Regions from separate parts of the Homo sapiens genome. Here region 2 is linked to region 1. The links are chromatin contacts, found by Hi-C or POLR2A ChIA-PET in ENCODE. All regions are on one chromosome and are shown on one strand. Each heading gives the region's core, a stretch centred on a gene start or an enhancer-like site at or near the end of the contact. The rest is flanking DNA. Distances are from core to core; before and after follow the strand shown. Region 1 overlaps OGDH (oxoglutarate dehydrogenase). Region 2 overlaps CCM2 (CCM2 scaffold protein).

Region 1 (5,464 bases), core at 1,092-3,591:
TGACAGCTGTGTTCGAAGCTTGTGCTGAGTGGCGGCTGCAAGAGGAAAAGCAGTCTTGCCCTGTTATCCTAGCAGGATGATTAAATAAGTTTAAACAACAGTTAAAATTCTAGCTCTCTTTTCTCTCTCTCTCTCCCCCTCTCCACCCCCTTCCCTCTTTCCTTTCTCTCTCCTCTCTCTCCCGGCCCTTAAAAAGAAAAATAAATAAATAAAAACATTTGGAATTCTAATAGAACCCACTGAGCTTCTGAAAGGAAGTGCATTATGCTGTGCTGTGAAGGAGCCCAACAGGGGCTCACGGTCACTCAGCAGGATGATGGATGCAGGCTTCAGGGCCAGGAGCCAGACGCAGCAAGAAAAAACCAAAAATTTGGATTATGAAGTAAATGGAGAGGTTCCAAGATCAAACCAAGAGGTGTTTGTTGATTTTGTTATGTGCTGTGGGAGCATGGACCCCTCAGCAGGTAGAAGGAGAGCAAGTTTGAGGATGTGGTGCAGGAGGAGTTGGGATCCCCAAGAGCAGGAGGGACTGAGGCCAGGACAGCAGGCATACGAGGTCACTGAGGCTGGTGGGAGGAGAGAGGCTTACTCTAAATGAGGATCACTGCATCTTTTGGAGCTCTTCTTTTTGAGACAGGGTCTCCATTACCCATACTGGAGTGCAGTGGCACCATGATAGTAGCCTCAAACTTCTGGGCTCAAGTAATCCACTCCCCCGCCACTCCCCCACGCCTCAGCTTCCTGAGTAGCTGGGAGTACAGGTGCACACCACCATGCCTGACTAATATTTTATATTTTTTATAGAGACAGGGTCTTGTTTTTTTGCCCAGGCTGGTCTCAAACTCCTGGCTTCAAGCCATCCTCCTGCCTTGCCTCCTAAAGTGGTGGGATTACAGGCGTGAGCCACTGAGCCTGGTGGATGTTTTTTGTTGTTGTTGTTATTGTTGTTTTGAGATGGACTTTCGCTCTGTCACACAGGCTAGAGTGCAATGGCACGATCTCGGCTCACTGCAACCTCCGCCTCCCCGGGTTCAAGTGATTCACCTGCCTCAGGCTCCCAAGTAGCTGGGACCATAGGCGCGTGCCACCACGCCTGGCTAATTTTTTGTATTTTTAGTAGAGACGGGGTTTCGCCATGTTAGCCAGGATGGTCTCAATCTCCTGACCTCATGATCCGCCTGGTGGATGTTTTTAATGATTATCCTTTTGTACTGTACTTTAAGAAAAAAAAAATTTTGTTTAATGTCAGAAATTGAAAGGGGAGAGAGATCAAAAATACCTTAATGGGGCCAGGCACAGTGGCTCACGCCTGTAATCCCAGCACTTTGGGAGGCTGAGGTGGGCAGATCACGAGGTCAGGAGATCGAGACCATCCTGGCTAACATGGTGAAACCCTGTCTGTACTAAAAATACAAAAAATTAGCCGGGCATGGTGGCGCACCCCTGTAGTCCCAGCTACTTGGGAAGCTGAGGCAGGAGAATGGCGTGAACCTGGGAGGCGGAGCTTTTAGTGAGCCAAGATTGAGCCACTGCACTCTAGCCTGGGCAACAGAGCGAGACTCTGTGTCAAAAAAAAAAAAAAAAAAAAAACCCTCAATGGGAAAGTAGACTCCAAGAGTGAAAAGGAGCAAATTGTTCCAGTGAGTTCCATTCTGTAGCACAGGTGGCCACAGGTGCTTGCCTTTGAGGAAATGAAAGAGCCATGCTTTGTAAGTCAGAGGCAGGCTCAGCTTCCCCGCACAGTCTGAAGCTGGGTGGCGGTGAGAAATTACTAAAAGGTTAGTGCCGGTTTTTTAGATGAAGTCATCATGTTATTAAAAAATAGTCTGTTTAGTCTCTAGGTTACTGTTCTCTGGCTCCCCTCCCCATCCAAGACTCCCTTGGAGGGAGGTTTGAGGACTTTGGGATTCTCATATCTCTTCGCGTCCATGATTGGATCGTGAGGTGAGGAGATAGCCTTTAGAACCCTCTCTTTGAGTGGTCAGTCACGTGGTATTCCCTCTGAAACCCTGGAGCAGATGCTTTGTGTAGCTGGGCTGGGGTTCCCCCAAATAGGGTTGCATAATTATTGAGGACAGATGAGGCCTCAACCAGACGACCACAGGTGACCCCAGACTGTGGGTCTTCCTCACCTCCTTGAGAGTTGCAATTCTGAGAGCTGATAAAATGTGCCATTGTGTGCAGATCTGGGTAGTTTGAAGCGTTCTCATTTCCTGAGGTGTGTCAGAAAGACTGCGTGAGAAAGGGGTCACAGTATCTTGGATGTCATCTTTTCATGCAGTAAAAAGTCTGGTTTCCATGAATGTTTGTATAACAAACCACCTCAAAACTTGGCACCAGTGTAGCATGTCTCATGACTCTGTGGGTTGGCTAGGTTTCCCCACTCCTCCCACTGCCAGCTCCCTTGGAGCTGAGGCTCACACCAGGCTAGAAGCCATGAAGGCCTCTGATGTGTCTGGCAGTTTGTGCTGGCTGTTCACTGGGCCCTGCCATCCTCCAGTAGGCCGGAGCGATTCCTGCACAAAGTCCCAGAGTAGCTCCAGACAGGGAAAAGAAAGGCTGTGGGGCCTTTGAGGCCTAGGTCCAGACCGTACACTGCTACTCCCCACGCCATTACCTTGGTTAGAGCAAGTCACAGACAACCCTTAGGGACATCCGTTTGGGGAGAGGAAAAGGCATGGCCACTGGACAGCCCTCCACAGCTCTTTTCATAATGACCTGATAGAGCAGCCACCTTTAGTCTAGTGCAGAATCCCAGCAAATATCATTCTGATATCAGTAGATTCCATAGGGCAGAGCTGAAGCAGCTGTTCTTTGCTAATCTTGGAAGTTTATTGATGTTTTATTTACACACCTGTACAGACAGAAGATAATAGAGATTGTTTAGAAATATTCTGTCACCTATAATGACTAAGCATTGCTATAATGGAGCATGTGGTTTCCTTAATTGAAGAATACCTAAATAGAAGCCCATTCTTAACTGGCCTCAGTATAAACAGCTTGTAGTGGCAGGTCACCAGGCCTGGATCACAGTGCCCTACCTTGTTTTTGCTTCATAGGCAGAATGGTGGTAAGTGGTACTCTGGCCTGGGCAAGGTCTGAGCAAGGCCTGCATTGATGGAGGGTCCAGAGTCCAGCTCTACCATCTGCACATTTTCTTTGGAGACTTGTGCTTAGCCCAACAGCATGAATCATTTGCTGAAGGCTCTGGAGGTGGGCATTCCATCCACAAGTCTCCCCAATAGGGAGTACCCTGTTTGGACATACAGGGTAGTCACACATATGGGTTTTAAATCTTGTTCTTAGGATATTTTCAGGAAAAGCTCTGGCCCACACGTTTAGGACCATTTCCTGGGCAGCATTGGAAGGAGTGGTAGAGGTCATGCAGGCCTGCCCTGTCTTGTGTGCAGGAAAAGAATGAGTTGTTGGTCTACACTGAGGCCGGGATGGGAGGCCTGCCCCTTACAGCAGCGCCGGCTGAACTCCAGGCTGGCTGGTCACATGGTGCCCAGCAGCTGACTTTTTATCAGCTTGGCTGGATTAGAATGAGCTGAAAGAAGAGCCATACGCCGGTGTTCCTTGGTTACATGGTGCCCTGTAGTTGATATTTATAGCAATTAAAAAGCATTGTCAGTGTCAGAACTTAGTAAGTGAGGTTGTGTGGATAGTGCTGGGCCTCATCAACTTATCAGCTGTGCGAGGGCCTTTGAGCATGGGTGTGGCTCCATGCAGCAAGGAGACCGGAGCCTGCCCCACCCGCGCCGCGGATTATTTAGACAAGGTGGCAGTAATGTGGTGACCAAGGGTAGCTACGTGGGTGGGCTGGGCTTGTTCTGTGGCTGAGGTGGAGTAGGGAGGGCAGCTGGAGTGGCGTCTGTAGGGGCTATGGATAGATGAGAGGAAGTGGTCTCATCAGTCCAGAGCCACCCGTAGTCATAGAGCTTGGGCTAAGTTGTAACACTCTCCTCATGTTCCTCATCAACTTCTTGAACAAATGCAAGTATATGTGCAAGGACTTTATAATTTTTTTTTTTTTTTCGAGATGGAGTCTCGCTCTGTCTCCAGGCTGGAGTGCAGTGGCACGATCTCGGCCCACTGCAACCTCCGACTCCCTGATTCAAGCTATTCTCCTGCCTCAGCCTCCTGAGTAATGGGGATTACGGGCACGCACCACCACGCCCAGCTAATTTTTGTATTTTTAGTAGAGATGGGGTTTCACCATGTTGGCCAGGATGGTCTCAATCTCCTGACCTCATGATCCGCCCGCCTCAGCCTCCCAGAATGCTGGGATTGCAGGCGTGAGCCACTACACCTGGCCGGACTTTATAAATTTTAAAAAGCTGCAAATGCAGGACCATCATCTTAAATAGCCTGTGTTTAGGACTTTTACAGACAAGAAAACAGGCCAGAGAGCTGAAGCAACTTCCCGAATCCTCATGCAGTTCATGGGAGGCAGACCTAGGACCTGGGGACCCAGGAGGTGGCCACAGTCAGTCCTACTGGTCTGTGAGTGGGCACTGGGGGGCTGTAGAGCACCATCCTGCATGACAATGGGTGTCAGCTACTGCTGGGGGAAGGGATGTCAGATGGTATATTTGCCACCCTCAGAAATAGGAAGCCCTACCTATTGGAAACCTCACAACCAAGGACTGGCAGGGAGCTTGGCCCTCAAGACTCCCAACTGCTGACTCAGGAAGGGCAGAGTCTGCTGCCTGTAGCTGCCGATATGTGGGAACAGACAAGTGCTCCTTGGTTAGGAGTGGCACCTGCTAAGGTCAGCGCCTCTGCTGCAGTGAGGGGCAGCCCTGGACTCAGACTCTCCCAGGGTGGAACCCCATACCTGTCAGGCTGCTCCCTCAGAAAGGAGGCTGAATATCATCTGAATTTAATTCAGTAAAGGTTAGGTGAGCAGCTGCCACATGCAGAGAGCACTGAGGATACTGTTTCTAGCCTTTCAAGAGCTTCCTTTGAAGAAAGAGCACTGGTCACTGTGAGGAAAGTGCATTATGGTTGCATAGAATTCTGAGTTTGTGGGAGCTTGGGGAGCAGTGACTTTTGACTTGGAAAACAGAGCTTCATTTATTACAGCTAAGTGCTTTTAGTTACCTAAAATTAAATAGGAGGTCTGGTTTCATTTCATCCAGAATGTAAAAATTATTTACCGCTGAAATCTATCATGTTTAAGTCATCTCAGCAACAAGTTGATGATCTTAAACCCACTCATGGGAAGTTGGCTGTGAGTGGGGTGGGGGGGCACACAAGCTCCCTGCCTGCGAACCACCCCTCCCTCTGATGCCATTTGGTGGCAAAAGTCAGCCATTACCCTGGTCAGGTGCTTGTTCCTCTTGGGGGTGGTTAGTGGTTTTCTCCTTAATCTCCCATATTCTTTTTCACTCACCTGCAGCCTGGTCCCAGCTCACCTGCCCAGCCTGGTTTCTTAACCATCTGTACACCCTGCATGTGG
Region 2 (5,839 bases), core at 2,054-4,553, 390 kb after region 1:
CGCCCAGCTAATTTTTTTTTGTATTTTTAGCAGAGATGGGGTTTCACCATGTTGATGGGGCTGGTCTTCAACTCCTGACCTCCAGTGATCTGCCTGCCTGAGCCTCCCAAGGCGTGAGCCACCATGCCCAGCTTCTTTTGGCATTTTAAAGATGAAGACTCATTATCTTCTGGCATCCATTTTTTCTCTTGAGAAGTTACCTGTCATTTTTGTTGTACTGAATGTCTTTTATTTGACAGTTTTAAGAATTTCTTTTTTTTTTTTTTGAGATGGAGTCTTACTCTGTCGCCAGGCTGGAGTGCAGTAGCGCAATCTCAGCTTACTGCAACCTCTGCCTCCCAGATTCAAGTGATTCTCCTGCATCAGCCTCCCAAGTAGCTGGGATTACAGGCATGCACCACCATGCCAGGCTAATTTTTGTATTTTTAATAGAAATGTGGTTTTGCCATGTTGACCAGGCTGGTCTCGAACTCCTGACCTCAGATGATCTGCCTGCCTCGGCCTCCCAAAGTGTTGGGATTATAGGCGTGAGCCACTGCGCCTGGCCTTTTTTTTTTTTTTTTTTTTTTGAGACAGGGTCTCACTCTGTTGGCCAGGCTGGAGTGCTGTGGCGTGATCTCGGCTCACTGCAACCTTGCAACCTCCGCCTCCCGGGTTCAAGTGATTCTCCTGCCTCAGCCTCCTGAGTAGCCGGGACTACAGGCATGCACCACTGTGCCCGGCTAATGAAAAAAGTTTTTTAAATATAGATGGAATCTCAGTATGTTGCTCAGGCTGGTCTTGAACTCCTGGCCTCAAGCCATCCTCCTGCTTCCGCCTCCTGGGATTACAGGAATGAGCCACCGCACCTGGCTGGGTTTTATACTTTGGTTTGGTAGATCAGTTTTGATCTTTGTCCTTACTCTTAGGGTAAATTTCTTAGTCCTGGAATGTATGTTTTACTCCTAAGATGTGGCCTTTGTGGGGTTTCAAATGGATAGTCTCAAGTGTTTAAGGTACTGATTAAGCCCCTTTAACTTGGCAGGACTTGGACTCCAAACTCTTATCTACCCTGCAGCTAGGGAGAGCTAAAATCTCAGCTTTTTTTTTGAGACGGATCTTGCTCTGTTACCCAGGTTAGAGTGCAATGGTGTGATCATAGTTTACTGTGACCTTAAACTTCTGGGCTCAAGCAATTCTCCTACCTTAGCCTCCCAAGTAGGTAGGACTACAGGCATGCACTATCTGGCTAATTTTTATTTTTGTAGAAATGGGGTCTCACTATGTTGCCCAGGCTGGTTTCAAACTCCTGAACTCAAGTGATCTTCCTGCCTTGGCCGCCCAAAGTGCTGGGATTATAGGCATGAGCTCCCGCACCCAGCCATCAGCTTGCTCCTTCAACCTTCAAGCTATCGTGTCCTTTCTGGGCTTGTGGGAGTCTCACCTCCGCTTACGCAGTTCAGGGTTCAGCCAAAGATTTGAGGGGACCTTATACTCAGACTTTGGGTTCCTTTTTTAGTGGGTTCCTCCTTTCCTATATTTCCCTCTCAATTTCCAGCTTCTTTAGCAGTCTCAAATCCTCCTTTAACCTGTCAGGCCAATAAAATTGCAGCTTTTTTTTCTCTGCTCCACTCCTCTGAGACTGGGGCATACTCTCAGGAGTAAAGCAATATAAAAGTGGATCTTGCCCAGTGATGTTCCCTTCTTTCAAGGGTCATATAAATTCCAAGCTTCTTTTTTATTTCTTGTTTGTCTCCAGTGTCTTTAGAAGATTGTTTTTCACATTTTATCTAGAGTTCATAATCTCGGTCTGTGAGAAAGTTATTTTGATACAGTCTACTTCTCTCTTAAGGGAATAAGAACTTCTTTGGGTTTATTTTTTCTTGACAGTGTGTTTTGGAGCTCTTTCATTATAGATATATAGTTTCTTTATTCTTCTTTAGGGTGGAATGGCATTTTTATCTGTGGGCTACTGTATTTAAACAGCAGCCCTCCTATGGACTTTTAGGTTGTCATTTTGCTTAAAAAATAATGAAGCAATTAATTTTCTAACCTGTCATGTATGTAATGCATCTGTAGGATTAATTCCCGAAAATGCACTTGCTGGGAAACATAAGTGCATTTGTAATTTTAGTAGATGTTAACAAATTGTTTTGTATGGTAGAACCAAGGTTTATTCTTTTTTTCTTTACCCACCTCTCAAGAGAACAGTTTTTATTAGGTGAAAGTGGTATTTGCTAAAAATTTTGAGTATTTTCCAAAATGAACTTGTTAAGTTTTCTTACTAAAAAATACATTTGTATCTCAGAAGAAAGTAGCAAAATATATTATATGAAAAAAATCACACCCACTAGAAACAACTGTTATTAGTCTTTCACGTTGCTTTCCTGTTTGTGTATGCTTTTCTGTGTTAGCAGTAATAATACAGTCTTATTACCTTGGTATTTATTTCAAACACTTGCTTAGTGCCCACTGTGTAAAGAGCTTTCTGGGGAGCTGTCACTGCCTGCCTGAATCTCCCTCACTGTCTGAGGGTGGTCTTAGTGCTCATGAGGTCGAGAATATCGAGTGCTGTGTCAGAAGGGCAGAGGTCAGGTGGATTTAAAGCTGTTGCACCAAAGCCAGGTGTGGCGACATGCCTGTAGTCCCAGCCTACTCATGAGGCTGAGGTGGGAGGATGGCTTGAGCCTAGGAGTTAGAGAATGCAGTGAGCCATGATTGTGCCACTGCACTGCAGCCTGGGTAATAGAGCAAGACCCTGTCTCTAAAAAATAAAAAAAATAATAAATAGGCTGGCACGGTGGCTCACGCCTGTAATCTCAGCACTTTGGGAGGCCGAGGCGGGCGGATCACCTGAGGTCAGGAGTTCAAGACCAGCCTGGCCAACATGGTAAAACCCCCGACTCTACTAAAAATACAAAAATTAGCCAGGCATGGTGACACATGCCTGTAATCCCAGCTACTCGGGAGGCTGAGACAGGGAGAATTGCTTGAACCCGGAAGGTAGAGTTGCAGTGAGCTGAGATCGCGCCACTGCACTCCAATCTGGGCGACAGAGCGAGGCTCTTTCTCAAAAAAAAAAAATAAAATAAAATAAATAATAAATAAATAAAACTATGCATCAAGCACCATCTCCCTGTCCCCTGGGTATGCCTTTGGAAGTGCAGTTTGCAGAGTGAGTGAGATGAGGCAGGGGAGTAGGAGGAGGAGCTGAGGAGGAGAATGGGGCAGGGGAAGATGAGACAGGGAGGAGGAGGAGGGGAGGAGAGGGGAAGGGATGAGAGAGGGAAGGAAGGTGGAGTCATTGTTCCTGCTGTTGCCTTGCGTGGCTGTGACAGCTGTTGAAGCTGTCTTCTCACAGTTTTGCACACTGTGGGTTATGATTCATTAGTGGCATGTGAAATCAACCATGTAGGTAGCAACCTTTTTTTCATGTAAGAATTTAAAGGATACAAGTATAAAGTTAAAGAACTTAAGGAAAAATTTTGCTAGATTCATTTTGAATTAGAGCTGTCACGTATTTCTTAGCTATCTGCATGGAAAACACCTAGAAGCAATGACAGTCCAATAGCAGTGGAGCACACCTAGGACTTTATTGTAGTCTGAATTGTATGTCAAGTAGTGTGGTTACAGTAAGTGAGGGGATGTAGCTTTTTGCCACAAAATCTGTACTTTGGAAGGTGAATGTGAAGCAATGAGAACAAATGGAGATTATTAATCTGTGCTGTGGTTGGCGTTCAGAATTAGGCCACATTTTAGTATGTTTCATGTGGGGATCATTATTTTTTTTTGGACCAGCTTTTTTTTTTTTTTTTTTTTTTTTTTTTTGAGATGGAGTCTTGCTCTGTTGCCCAGGCTAGAGTGGAGTGCAGTGGTGCGATCTCGGTTCACTGCAAACTCCGCCTCCCGGGTTCACGCCATTCTCCTGTCTCAGCCTCCCGAGTAGCTGGGACTACAGGCGCCCACCACCGTGCCCGGCTAATTTTTTGTATTTTTAGTAGAGACGGGGTTTCACCGTGTTAGCCAGGATGGTCTCCATCTCCTGACCTCGTCATCCGCCCGCCTCGGCCTCCCAAAGTGCTGGGATTACAGGCATGAGCCACCGTGCCTGGCCTTTTCTTTAGAGTTTCTGATGAATTGCTTTTCTTTTTTCTTTCAAAAGAAACATTAAATTTTAAAAAATTTCAGTAGCTTTTGGGGTACAAGTGGTTTTTGGTTACATGGGTGAATTGTATAGTGATGAAGTCTGGCTTTTATTTTATTTTTTGAGACGGAGTCTCATTCTGTTGGCCAGGCTGGAGTGCAGTGGTGCGATCTCGGCTCACTGCAACCTCTGCCTCCCGACCTCAAGCGATTCTCCTACCTCAGCCTCTCGAGTAGCTGGGATTACAGGTGCCCACCACCACGCCTGGCTAATTTTTATATTTTTAGTAGAGACGGGGTTTCACCATGTTGACCAGGTTGGTCTCGAACTCCTGAGCTCAAGTGATCCACCAGCCTCGGCCTCCCAAAGTGCTGGGATTACAGGCATGAGCCACCTCACCCTGCAAGTCTGGGCTTTTAGTGTACCCATCACCCAAAAAGCGTACATTGTATCCAGTAGGTAATTTTTCATCTCTCACCTCCCTCCCACTTTCTCCCTTTCTAAGTCTCCAGTGTCCATTATATCACTCTGTGTGCCTTTGTGTAGCCATAGTTTAGCTCCCACTTATAAGTGAGAGAACCATGCCCGGCCCAGACTTCTTTTTTTAAATGTTCTAATAAAACTTTATTTACGGCTGGGTGCAGTGGCTCACACCTGTAATCCCAGCACTTTGGGAGGCTGAGGAGGGTGGATCACCTGAGGTCAGGAGTTCGAGACCAGCCTGGCCAACATGGCGAAGCCCCATCTCTACTAAAAATACAAAAATTAGCCGGGTGTGGTGTTGCGCGTCTGTAATCCCAGTTACTTGGAAGCCTGAGGCGGGAGAATCGCTTGAACTTGGGAGGTGGAGGTTGCAGTGAGCTGAGATCGTGCCACTGGACTCCAGCCTGGATGACAGAGTGAGACTCCGTCTCAAAAAACAAAACTAACAAAAACAACAACAAAACACAAGAAAACCCCACTTTATTTACAAAAACAGGTGGCTTGCCTGTGTGGTAGAGTTTACTCAGCCTTTTTCTAGAGAATGCCTTGTTATTGTGAATGAGATTCAGTTTTATTATGGTAGGCAGTGAGATTACTGGGAAATCTTTTTTTTTTTTTTTTTGTCGTGTGCATCTTTGTTTAGTCATTATTTTGATAGCTCTGTATCAGTTTTTTTTTTTTTTTTTTTTTTTTTTTTTTTTTTTTTTATGAGACAGAGTTTTGCTCTTGTTGCCCAGGCTGGAGTGCAATGGCACAATCTTGGCTCACTGCAACCTCTGCCTCCCAGGTTCAAGTGATCCTCCTGCCTCAGTCTCCGTAGTAGCTGGGGTTACAGACATGTGCCACCACGCCCTGCTAATTTTGTATTTTTAGTAGAGTTGGGGGTTTCTCCATGCTGGTCAGGCTGGTCTCGAATTCCCGACATCAGGTGATCCTCCTGCCTTGGCCTCCCAAAGTGCTGGGATTACAGGCATGAGCCACCGCACCCGGCCTCTGTATCAGTTTTGAATTTAGTTCTGGGTGTTTTCCTTACACCTAAAGTGTGGACTTTTTGGATTTCTACTGAGTAGCCAGTTCAGCAAAGTCTCTTCAGCTGATTATAATGTTCAGGAAAGACTCTTCAGCTGATAATAACTTCTGGCATCACCATTCAGCAGTCAGTCAAACATTAAATGATTACCTGTAGGCATTGTGGAGTTTCATCTCTGCATGTCCAGGCCAGCCCTTAGTCAA

Evidence for each region. A loop is a pair of places that touch in the nucleus more often than their neighbours do. ChIA-PET counts read pairs that join two places held with the same protein, here RNA polymerase II (POLR2A). Pooled maps may share reads with other maps.
Region 2: a loop to region 1 is called in a map of GM12878, with 1.8 times the contacts of the local background. The contact joins two enhancer-like sites. A Hi-C loop is called at or near these places in 1 of 168 maps with a recorded cell type or tissue (GM12878), 1 of 37 single-sample maps with no recorded cell type and 8 of 50 pooled maps. POLR2A ChIA-PET finds 5 or more read pairs at or near these places in 7 of 52 experiments (AG04449, CD4-positive, alpha-beta memory T cell, GM12878 and 4 more).

Annotation. Positions count from the first base shown.
Region 1 is chr7:44,631,685-44,637,148 of GRCh38, forward strand. All of the region lies in intron 2 of OGDH (oxoglutarate dehydrogenase), which reads left to right. Among named protein-coding and RNA genes, the nearest start is that of OGDH, 28 kb to the left of the region's middle. RefSeq lists an enhancer at 2,447-2,496 and a silencer at 3,673-3,828. Within about 2 kb of position 2,342, at least 31 of the 41 ENCODE cell types and tissues checked have a DNase peak (open chromatin) inside an H3K27ac peak, as active enhancers do.
Region 2 is chr7:45,018,513-45,024,351 of GRCh38, forward strand. All of the region lies in intron 1 of CCM2 (CCM2 scaffold protein), which reads left to right. Among named protein-coding and RNA genes, the nearest start is that of CCM2, 21 kb to the left of the region's middle. Within about 2 kb of position 3,304, at least 2 of the 41 ENCODE cell types and tissues checked have a DNase peak (open chromatin) inside an H3K27ac peak, as active enhancers do.